2 separate regions of the Homo sapiens genome follow, and region 1 is linked to region 2. Evidence: chromatin contacts called from ENCODE Hi-C or POLR2A ChIA-PET data. All regions are on one chromosome and are shown on one strand. Each heading gives the region's core, a stretch centred on a gene start or an enhancer-like site at or near the end of the contact. The rest is flanking DNA. Distances are from core to core; before and after follow the strand shown.

Region 1 (4,633 bases), core at 663-3,162, 91 kb after region 2:
GGTCTTTCAAGTTGCAGTGTGGGGAGTGAGGCTCTTTCTAAGGGTCTCTGAGGTCTCCCACAACACCTTGCTTGGACTAGCAAAACCTTTCTTTGCATTTCCTCTGGGGCACTGTGTATGTGTATCCCTGTGTAGGGTGGTGTTCTAAACCACCGCAGAAGGTGAGCAATTCTCCTCCCAGCGAGCCAAAGGCTATATGTTTGGGGTGGAGGAGGCTTCATCCCTTCTGGACTGGAGAAATGGGGACTTGGAGCCAAGTGCGCCAGACTTTAGGGAAAGAGAGGAGCTCCAGCTCCAAAAGGGATTTGGAGGGAAGATCCTATCAGGAAAGGCCCCCCAGACTTGCTTCCTCAAAGGGTTAGGGAAGTGCACTGAGAAAAGAGAACTTTCACTTAACTCTTCTCCATTAGGCATCTTTGTGCTTCCATTTGTACTGGAAAGCACAGTCCTGGGCAGTCAGTTGCACATTCCGCCTCTGGTATGTGGACTATGTGAAATATACCATGCAATGTTCTACTTTGCGAGGGGGGAGGCATATAGATGAAAATATGAATTTCCCTTCTACTGCCTTTATTATTGAGCACAGTTGGGAGCACATAATTTCACATCTCTTTCGCATGTCTGTATAAATCCTCAATCTTTAAACGGTGCTTGACTACTCCGAGAGGCACAGTTGCTGTCATATAAGATTCCTAGCCGACTCCGGCGAGTTACTAATTCCTCTCAGACTCCACAATACCCACGATGCACGATGCACACCCCTTTATGCTTGCTTTTCTTTACATGCCTTTTCAAAGGCGAATAATTTTTGTATTGACCCATGAGTCAGTCCATACAGTTTGAAATCCTTTGGATGCCCTCTGCCCACTCCCATAAACAACAGGTCCCTCCACAAAAATGCACATGCCCCGTTTTTGTGAGTGTGGGTTTCAAATAAGATGGCGTCTCCTGGCATTCCTTAGATTCAGATACACGCTCTCTCAGGCAGGAGGCTGCTCACAGTCCAGAGGGGAAGAAAACCTATGAGGCCCCCAAAAGCCAAAGCAAGAGACTCCCCCAAGTATTCTGCCCCCTCCACGCCAGGAGGCAGCTAGAGAGACAGCGCGCGGGAGAGCTGATTCTGCACCTTGGGGAGCTGGGGGCTTCTGTCTAGACCAAGAGTTCCAGGCCAATTCCTAATTTCCGTTAGGAAAAGTGGCCCTTCTTCCATCCCAAGCGATTCCTCACCCCCAAGGCTGCTCAGGGCGTCTGGCCCTTGCCTCTCTCACGGCATCCGCCTGGAATCCGGGGTTGTGAGCAGGAGGCCCAGGACGCAGGGCCTCAGGCTGGGCGGGGCACTGAGCACTCGGCTCTGGGGAGCCAGGGTTTCCGGTAGAACGAGGGGAGGCGACCCCCTTTCCCCACACACACACCTGTTGGAGAGGTAGGGTCGGGTGCCAGCGGACAGGGAGGCCAAGGCGTTTTCGGGTGCGCCCCGAGGCCCTACCCGGGAAGCTGCCTCGGTCTGGAGATCAAGGTTAAGCCGGTGGCCCCGGGAAGCCCACGCCTGCCACGGGCGGTTGGTCCTGAAAGCTCGGGCCACGGGGCTGCCCAGCTTGGAGAGGGGCCTTTCACGCCGCAGTCCCCAGCTGCGAGAGGAAGGGCTGCGCCCGCCTCCTCACCTACCTCTCGGAACCACGCCGTCCCCCGCGCGTCTTCGTAGACTGCAGGAGTCCAGGGCGTCTGGGGACTGTGACGGCGCCCAAGGCGGGGGATGTGGCGGCTCTGGGTCGCCGCCTTCTGCCCCCGCCTCTGTGAGGCCTCTCGAGGCAGTGTCTGTGTCTGGGGCAGCGACGCCGACGGCGCTGGGGGCGCGAAGGGGCTCACGCTCCTGCGTTCCCCTGGCGCCGGTGAGTGGCGGGCGAGGACAGGGTCCGGGAGGGGGATAGGCGAGAGCGCTTCCTGCCTCCGCCCGGGCGGGGCTCGGCCGTCTCACCTGCCCCCACCCACGGCGCCGTCGGATCCCAGAGCGGCTGGTGAGGAGATGGGCCTGGCGCGCCGCGGGGAGGCCAGAGGCGCGGAGGAGCAGCGCCCAGATGGCCGGAGAGAGCAGAGAGAGAGAGAAGAGAGAGAGAAGAGAGAGAGAGAGAGAAGAGAGAGAGAGGGAGAGAGGCAGAGAGGGAGAGAGGGAGGGAGAGAGGGAGGGAGGGAGGGAGGGAGAGAGAGAGAGAGAGAGAGAGAGAGAGAGAGAATATGAGAATATGAGAATATAAAAGGCAAGAGAGAAGCAGATCCAAGGGCGCGCCCAGAGAAACATCAAATGCACAAATAGACAAAAGAGGTAGAGGAGAAAGCTGAGTCCCAGGGGCTGAAAGAAGCCATGGGCGTCTGAAGCGAGCGACAAGTTATCCTTGGGAGTTGGAAATGTGAGAGGGAGGGGCGAGGCCGAAGGAGGCTGAGAAGGGGAGGGGGCGCTCACACCCTGGGCGGGAGGCGACTGATCCACACTTAGGGCTCCGAATCCGGAGAAAGAGAGCGCCGGACCCTCCTCCGCCCACCTCCCGCCCCAGCCGCAGCCCAGCGACTTCCCGCCATCCTCGGCCACCGAGCGGCTCCTGCCTGGGGTTGTTCGACCGGGATGGCTGCACCAGGCTGAAGGTTGTCCCTCTACCTGCCTCCTTTCTTCTGTTCCCTGTGCCTTACATGGGTTCCTCCCTATTCTATGAACCCAGAGGGAACGACCTTGGCCAAGGTTAGAGAAGGAGCTTGAAAGTTTCACTTTCCATCTTAGCCCTCAGGACGCCTTTGCGTTTTGGCCCTTCGTTAGCGTGCTATCCTGGAATTGCAGGCTCTTCTCTTTATTTCTGAGACCCAAATAGAGGTTTAACCTCCTTAAAATCAGTGAAACTACGACAAACAGTGGCATTCCTGGCTGTCTGGTCTCTAAGGAGTGCCCCCCCTCCCTGACCTCAGCCCTGAGACCCTGCTTCCTCCTCAACCTGCATGGGACTGGGGACACCCCCTCACAATCCAGTCCCTTCCTGCAGGTGGTTGTCCAGGGGGCATGTAGAGGTGTGCCTGAGCTCTGTGTCCTAAGCCTGGCTCTGCCACTGACTTCAGCCCCCACCCCTTCTCCTTTTAGGCCTCAGTTTTTCCTCTGTAAAATGGGCAGAGTGATTTTACAAGTGATTTTACCAAGTGAGAACTGTTGAAATATCTTACTATAATTGTGGATTTGTCCATTTCTCCTTTCAATTCTATCATTTTCGGTGCTTCATATATTTTTGAAGCTCTGTTATTAGGTGTGTACATTTAAGGTTGATGTGTCTTCCTAGGTGTGTACCACATTTAGATTTAGGATTGATGTGTCTTCTTTTTTGAGATGAAGTCTTGATCTGTCACCCAGGCTGGAGTGCAATGGTGCAATCTCGGCTCACTGCAACCTCCGCCTCTTGAGTTCAAGCGATTCTCCCACTTCAGCCTCCCGAGTAGCTGGGACCACAGGTGTGTGCCACCACGCCCAGCTAATTTGTGTAGTTTTAGTAGAGACGGGTTTTCACCATGTTGGCCAGGCTGGTCTCGGCTCCTGACGTCAGGTGATCCGCTTGCCTCAGCCTCCCAAAGTGCTGGGATTAGAGGTGTGAGCCACGGCTCCTAGCCATGATATGTCTTCTTATGCTTTGCTTCTGCAGCCTCCTCTCATTTGCAGGTTCTGTTGAGCTTGAACCGCTGAGAGAAAAATGCATCCAAATGGGAATTTTATTCTATATCCACGTAAACATGAATATAGAAATATGACAAAACTAAATTTTGCTTCCAAAATGTTTTTGTTTTGTTTTGTTTTTGTTTTTTTGTTTGTTTGTTTTTTCTGAGACAGAGTTTCGCTCTTGTTGCCCAGGCTGGAGTGCAATGGCACAATCCCAGCTCACCGCAACCTCTGCCTCCCGGGTTCTCCTGCCTCAGCCTCCCTAGTAGCTGGGATTACAGGCATGTGCCACCATGCGCAGCTAATTTTTTGTATTTTTAATAGAGACGGGGTTTCTCCATGTTGGTCAGGCTGGTCTCGAACTCCCGACCTCAGGTGATCCGCCCGCCTCAGCCTCCCAAAGTGCTGAGATTACAGGCATGAGCCACTGCACCCGGCCAACGCCCAGCTAATTTTGTATTTTTAGTAGAGATGGGGTTTCTCCAGTTCGTCAGGCTGGTCTCGAACTCCCTACCTCAGGTCATCCGCCCGCCTCAGCCTCCCAAAGTGCTGGGATTACAGGCGTGAGCCACCATGCCCGGCCCCAGAATTTTTTCTATTTGGGTCTATTTTTCTACTTTTTCTTCACTTTTTGTTGATATATAGTATTATAGAACCTAATATTAAACCTCTGGCTCAATATATTTTTGCATAGATCCCATCTGTGTAACCACCACCTAGATCAAGATGTTTCCGGCTTACCAGAAGGCCCCATTGTAACTCCTACCAATCAATAGCTCTCTGGTCAATCCCTCCATACCCCCTAACAATTATTTGGCTTTCTATCACCATAGATTAGTTTTGTCTAATCCTTCAACTTCATATAAACATAAGTATGTATTCTTTTGTCTGGCTTCATCTGCTCAGTATTACTTGTGTGGGACTCATCCATGGTGTTGTATATGGCAG
Region 2 (4,522 bases), core at 251-2,750:
GCAAGCGATCAGGACACCAAAACGGTTATCGGAGGCAGGTTCCCAGCACACCAGCCGGCCGAGGGCCGAGCCCCGCGGGCGGCAGCAAGTTTTGGGAGCTGGAGGTAACCGAATTAAAAGGCGCCTTAGAAACTCCGCTTCGGGACTTTGCTCAGCAGGGCTCCGGGTTGGAGGGCGCCGAGGCCTGGCGGACGGGACAGTGGGAAGAGAGAAAGGTGCTAAGGGGACCCAAGATCTGGGATCCAGAACAAGAGGGGGTGGGGAACAACTCTACCAAGCCAAACAGATCTATTTCCCTTGCCTCCATGTTGGAAAAATTCAGGTTCCATATGGCTCCTCGGGAGGGAGGGAGGGAGACGGTGGCTGCCGGCTTCCCCCCAGGGTCTCGCTGGAGAAGGGAGATGAGCCCCCCGCAAGAACCCCACCTTGCCAAGCACACCCCAGGGAGAGCCAGGAGAGTAACAATAGCTGGGGAAGCCCCGAGAGAGGGGATAGGCCATCTTCCAGGACTTAAAAAAATTAATGGGAGAAAGAAAAATAACAAGAAAGGAAGACAGAGAAAGGTTGAGACTTTCTTAGCAGCCGCGGAGAAAATTCAGCCCTGGATCTGGCTGCTGAAAGAAAAGAGAGAGAGGAGAAAAGAGGAGAGAAGCAGGAAGAGAGAGGGGAGAGAGAGAGGGAGAGAGAGAGAGAGAGAGAGAGAGAGAGGGAGGGAGGGAGGGAGGGAGGGAGGGAGAGAGAGAGTCGCTGCGTGGAAGGAAGCTTAAAGCTTGTGAACTCTTCTTGAACCGAGATTGGAGTCATATGGGCCATAAATCATTGAGACATACTCTCCGCCATTCACAAACTGATAGCCTATTTCAGTCCAGCTTACCTTAGCCACCGACGAGGGGAGAACAGGCAGACATAATATATATTCACATCGAGCCCCAGAGCGAGCGGCAGGCGACAAATCTCCCCTCCTTGAAGGCAAAGGAAAAAAAGACCACTGTTTAAAGCTGCGTCGCCCCCCGCCCCCCCGCCCCCGCCCCGCAAAGCCACCCCGGCTGGGGAGCCCGAGGGGCAGACCGGCCAGAGGAGCCGCGCGGCGTCCGCTTCAATTCACTCGGCTTAGGAGCAGGGGTGCGCAGGAGGGAGGGGGTGGGGGAGCGGGAAAAAAAATAGAAGACCGAAAGGTGCCGGGCGGCTCAGCTCGCCAGAATCCAGCTCCGGGCTCCAGCAGGGCTAAGCCGCCACAGTGTGGTTGCCCTATAAGACTGGTACGCCCTACTCTCCGTAACAATGGCCTCTGCTTTTGCACAGGGAAAAAAAACCACACAGACACACACACACACTCACTCACACACAAGCTCACACCCCCCCACCTCTCCCCCTTTAGCAAGCTTAGATGCCTGATAAGGAGGGAAGGTGATGGTGGTGATGGGGAAGGGGGGAAATTTTAAAATACCCGCCTCCCCAAAAAAAGAGTAAGAAGAAAAGAAGGAGGGTTTTTTTTTTTTCCTTAAAGAACAGGTAAAAATTTAAATCTAGATTGGAGGGACAGGGAGGAAGAGGTGAGCAAAGGCAAGGAAGGGCGGTGAAGTTCACAGCTCCCCCCATACCCCACTAGTGAACTATTATGCTAATATGAGAAGTAGTATTTGGAGGCTGAGTCAAAGGCAGGCCTGGCCCGGGGGTGAGGGTGCCGGGTGCCCCTCTGCACTCATTCGCAATTGGAACACCAGGACTTTTTTAGAAAGTAGTTCTGGGTCTCCAACCCTCACACTCTGGCTCCCTCCTTCTGAGTCTCCAGCCCCGGCTTCTTCCCTCCACTACACCCTCTCTATTCCTCCCAAATCTCCCTCCAGTCTCCAGGCCCAGTCTCTAACCAAGGGAGAGGGAAAGACCAGAACTTAAAAAAAAAAAAAAAAAAAAAACACCCCTCCCCCTTTTTCTTTTTGAGAACAGACAACAAGCGGTGAGTGATGATTTTAAAAACTCTGAACATCTTGCAGGGGGAGGAGGGTTGAGAAAAGGGTGACAAAAGGAGGACTCTGTGTTTTAGTTTGAGCTCCAGACTGGCTGGCAGTAGACGGGCTGAAAGAACTTCATGGATAAGTTTCTGTTATGATTCTCACCTCCGAATAGGCAGAAGGGGCTAAGAGGTGATAAGGACATTTGTACTTCTAAGAAGAGAAGAACTAGCAGGGTCGCTTAATTTTAAATGCACTGGCAGAAGAGATGGAAGATGGTTATTATTATTATTCAGAACAACCCTGTTTGTTTCTCTCTGCCCTGCAAGATTTATGACTCTTGGCACAAGTGAGGAAGGCCACAAAAGCTAAAGTTTTCTTAGGGTGTGTTTGAGCAGGGCAGGAAAAGGCAAGGAGGAGGCCTGTAGGAGGAAGACAGGAGCCAAAAATGTAGGTGTCTGCAGATTTGGGACAGGGGGTGGGGAATAGTCATTCCGGGAGGAAGGAAAAGACAAAAAGAGCACCAGGACATTTCCCAAAGCAGGAGTGTTTGCAACTCTGCCTAACTGCTGACTCGGAGCTAGGGGATGAAATAGAAAGCTGACTCTTTTCTCTAAAGGCAGCTTGGAAAACTGGTCCTCTTAACTTCATGTAAGGCACTACCCTGTGATTTCCTGGTTAGAATACTTGGCTTTTGCCTTCTCCCATCTGGATGCACCAGAAGAGGGAACGGGACTGGGGACAACAAAGGTGAGAGTTGATTTCCAGCTTTTGTGTTCCCTCCAGCATAGGTTGGAGGTGTCTGGCAAAGCTTCCCTCATTCCCTCTCTCTCCCCACTCACAGGCTCTACTTTGGGATGAGATAGGGAGTGGCCCCTGGCCTCCAGCCCCTACTTCTTCCAGGCAAGGCTAAGTCAGGCCAGGTGATTTGGAGCAGCCGGTTTCCAGGGGCCCTGATAAACTGGGGGTACCTATGGCCTTCCTGCCCTCCAGCAACAGAAGCCACTTGCAGAGCCTCAGAATGTAATGTCCTGAGGACCCCACCTCCCACCTAGAAAGTTGACAGCTGGGGGGAAGCACGGGTTGGGGGACATGGGGATGGAGGGTGGGAGCTATTTTTCTGTGTTTATTAGCTATTATTCTGTGTTTATTAGTATTTTTCTGTGTTTATTAGTAGTATCAAGAAAATAAAACATCCAAGTCAGACCTAGACTTGGGGCTCAAGCCAGCCTGGAACCCCAAAGAGACCTGTTAGGGGTGCCTGAGCATGTGGCTGCAAAAAGTCTGTCCTGAGATCTCTACACTCTGGTTAGAGACCTACAGGGTCAGACCCCATGTAACTTTGAGCTTGGTGGGTCAGGGACTCAGGCCAGGGAGGCTTCCAGAGGCTTAAAGAAACCAGTACCTTTGGGGTTTTTTTTTCTATCACTCCCCCAAATAAAAAAAAAGCCAAGAATGTACCTCAAAACCTCTGCTGTCCTAGCTGTTACTATCATTGGGTTAGAGAAGGTCATTGTAAAACTGAGAGAAGAGGAGAACCTGATCGCTTTTGGGACTGCGCAGCTTTGCCTCTAGGAATAACACGAGAGTCCAGAAGGCACCCAGGCAGCCTCGGGCCGGCTGCAGGAGAAGCGGGCCTGGAGCTGAGCTGGGAGTGGAGGAGTGTTCCAGAGACAACAGCAGACCCCTCCCTTCCCCAAGCCTCCTCAACTCTTTGTGGTCCCTCGGGCTACAGAAGGCAGTGGGGCATAGTGGGGTGGGAGTGAAAAAGAGGACCGAGAAGCAAGAAAATGAACCTGGAGAAAATCTCAGAGGACATATACCCCCAAATGCGGTAGGAGATGGAGTGGGGGCTTCTTAATTCTGGAGTACAGAGCCCATTTGGAATACTTGGGAGGCAATTAGATCCCAGTTTAGTTTCTGTCTTGCCTTTTTTCTTCCATTCTCAGAGGTCTCTGGCGAGCAGGCGGGCTGCCCTCTGATTAGGGCTGGGAGGCTGGAGGACGGAGGGTGGAACAGGCACCCCTAAGGGCCCCTGTTTGGACTGAGGTGTTGCTGCTAGCCAGGGGATTTTCAAACTTCAGGGGATAAAGGCTGGTAGTGAGGAGTTTGAGCAGGGAACTTGGGGTGGGGGACGCCAGAGCAGGCTGAGGGAAGACTTTGGGGTCTGGGAAAAGAGAAGCAGGAGAAGGGCTTATCATCCCTGAGAGTGAAGCCATGATTTCGGAACAGACTGGAGATACAGAAGAGGGAACAATTTCTTCTTGGATTTGGGAGGGAAACCTGGAAAACTGTGTGTGTGTGCCCATGTGTGTAGGGTGTGTGTGTGTGTGAGAGAGAGAGAGAGAGAAAGGAGGAGAAAGAGAAATTGAAAAAGAGGAAAATTGAGTAAGAGACAGAGACACTAGCATAAACTAATGAAGTAAAAAAATAATAAGGGTAAAGATTAGAGAAAATGCCCTTCTTCACAGACATCTTTTCCTCTTCCATTCCGTTTCTTCAGAGCCAGAGCACTCGCTCTGGCACTTCTCTCCCCCACCCCACTGGGTACCCAGTATCAGGCGACGGGA

The links. A loop is a pair of places that touch in the nucleus more often than their neighbours do. ChIA-PET counts read pairs that join two places held with the same protein, here RNA polymerase II (POLR2A). Pooled maps may share reads with other maps.
Region 1: a pooled map shows a loop between it and region 2 (2.5-fold over the local background). The contact joins the promoter of LINC03057 here to the promoter of HOXB-AS2 in region 2. A Hi-C loop is called at or near these places in 1 of 50 pooled maps. POLR2A ChIA-PET finds 5 or more read pairs at or near these places in 6 of 52 experiments (A549, CD4-positive, alpha-beta T cell, HEK293 and 3 more).

Annotation. Positions count from the first base shown.
Region 1 is chr17:48,644,940-48,649,572 of GRCh38, forward strand. It overlaps LINC03057 (long intergenic non-protein coding RNA 3057), which reads right to left and starts at 1,913. Exons shown (of 2, transcript NR_186590.1): 1 at 1,666-1,913. It overlaps LINC02086 (long intergenic non-protein coding RNA 2086), which reads left to right. Exons shown (of 8, transcript NR_189645.1): 1 at 1-1,423. RefSeq lists enhancers at 1,450-2,118, 1,557-1,606, 2,497-2,706 and a silencer at 1,827-2,006.
Region 2 is chr17:48,554,657-48,559,178 of GRCh38, forward strand. HOXB-AS2 (HOXB cluster antisense RNA 2) reads left to right here and starts at 1,501. Exons shown (of 2, transcript NR_046610.1): 1 at 1,501-2,702. HOXB3 (homeobox B3) reads right to left here. Exons shown (of 5, transcript NM_001384749.1): 3 at 875-962.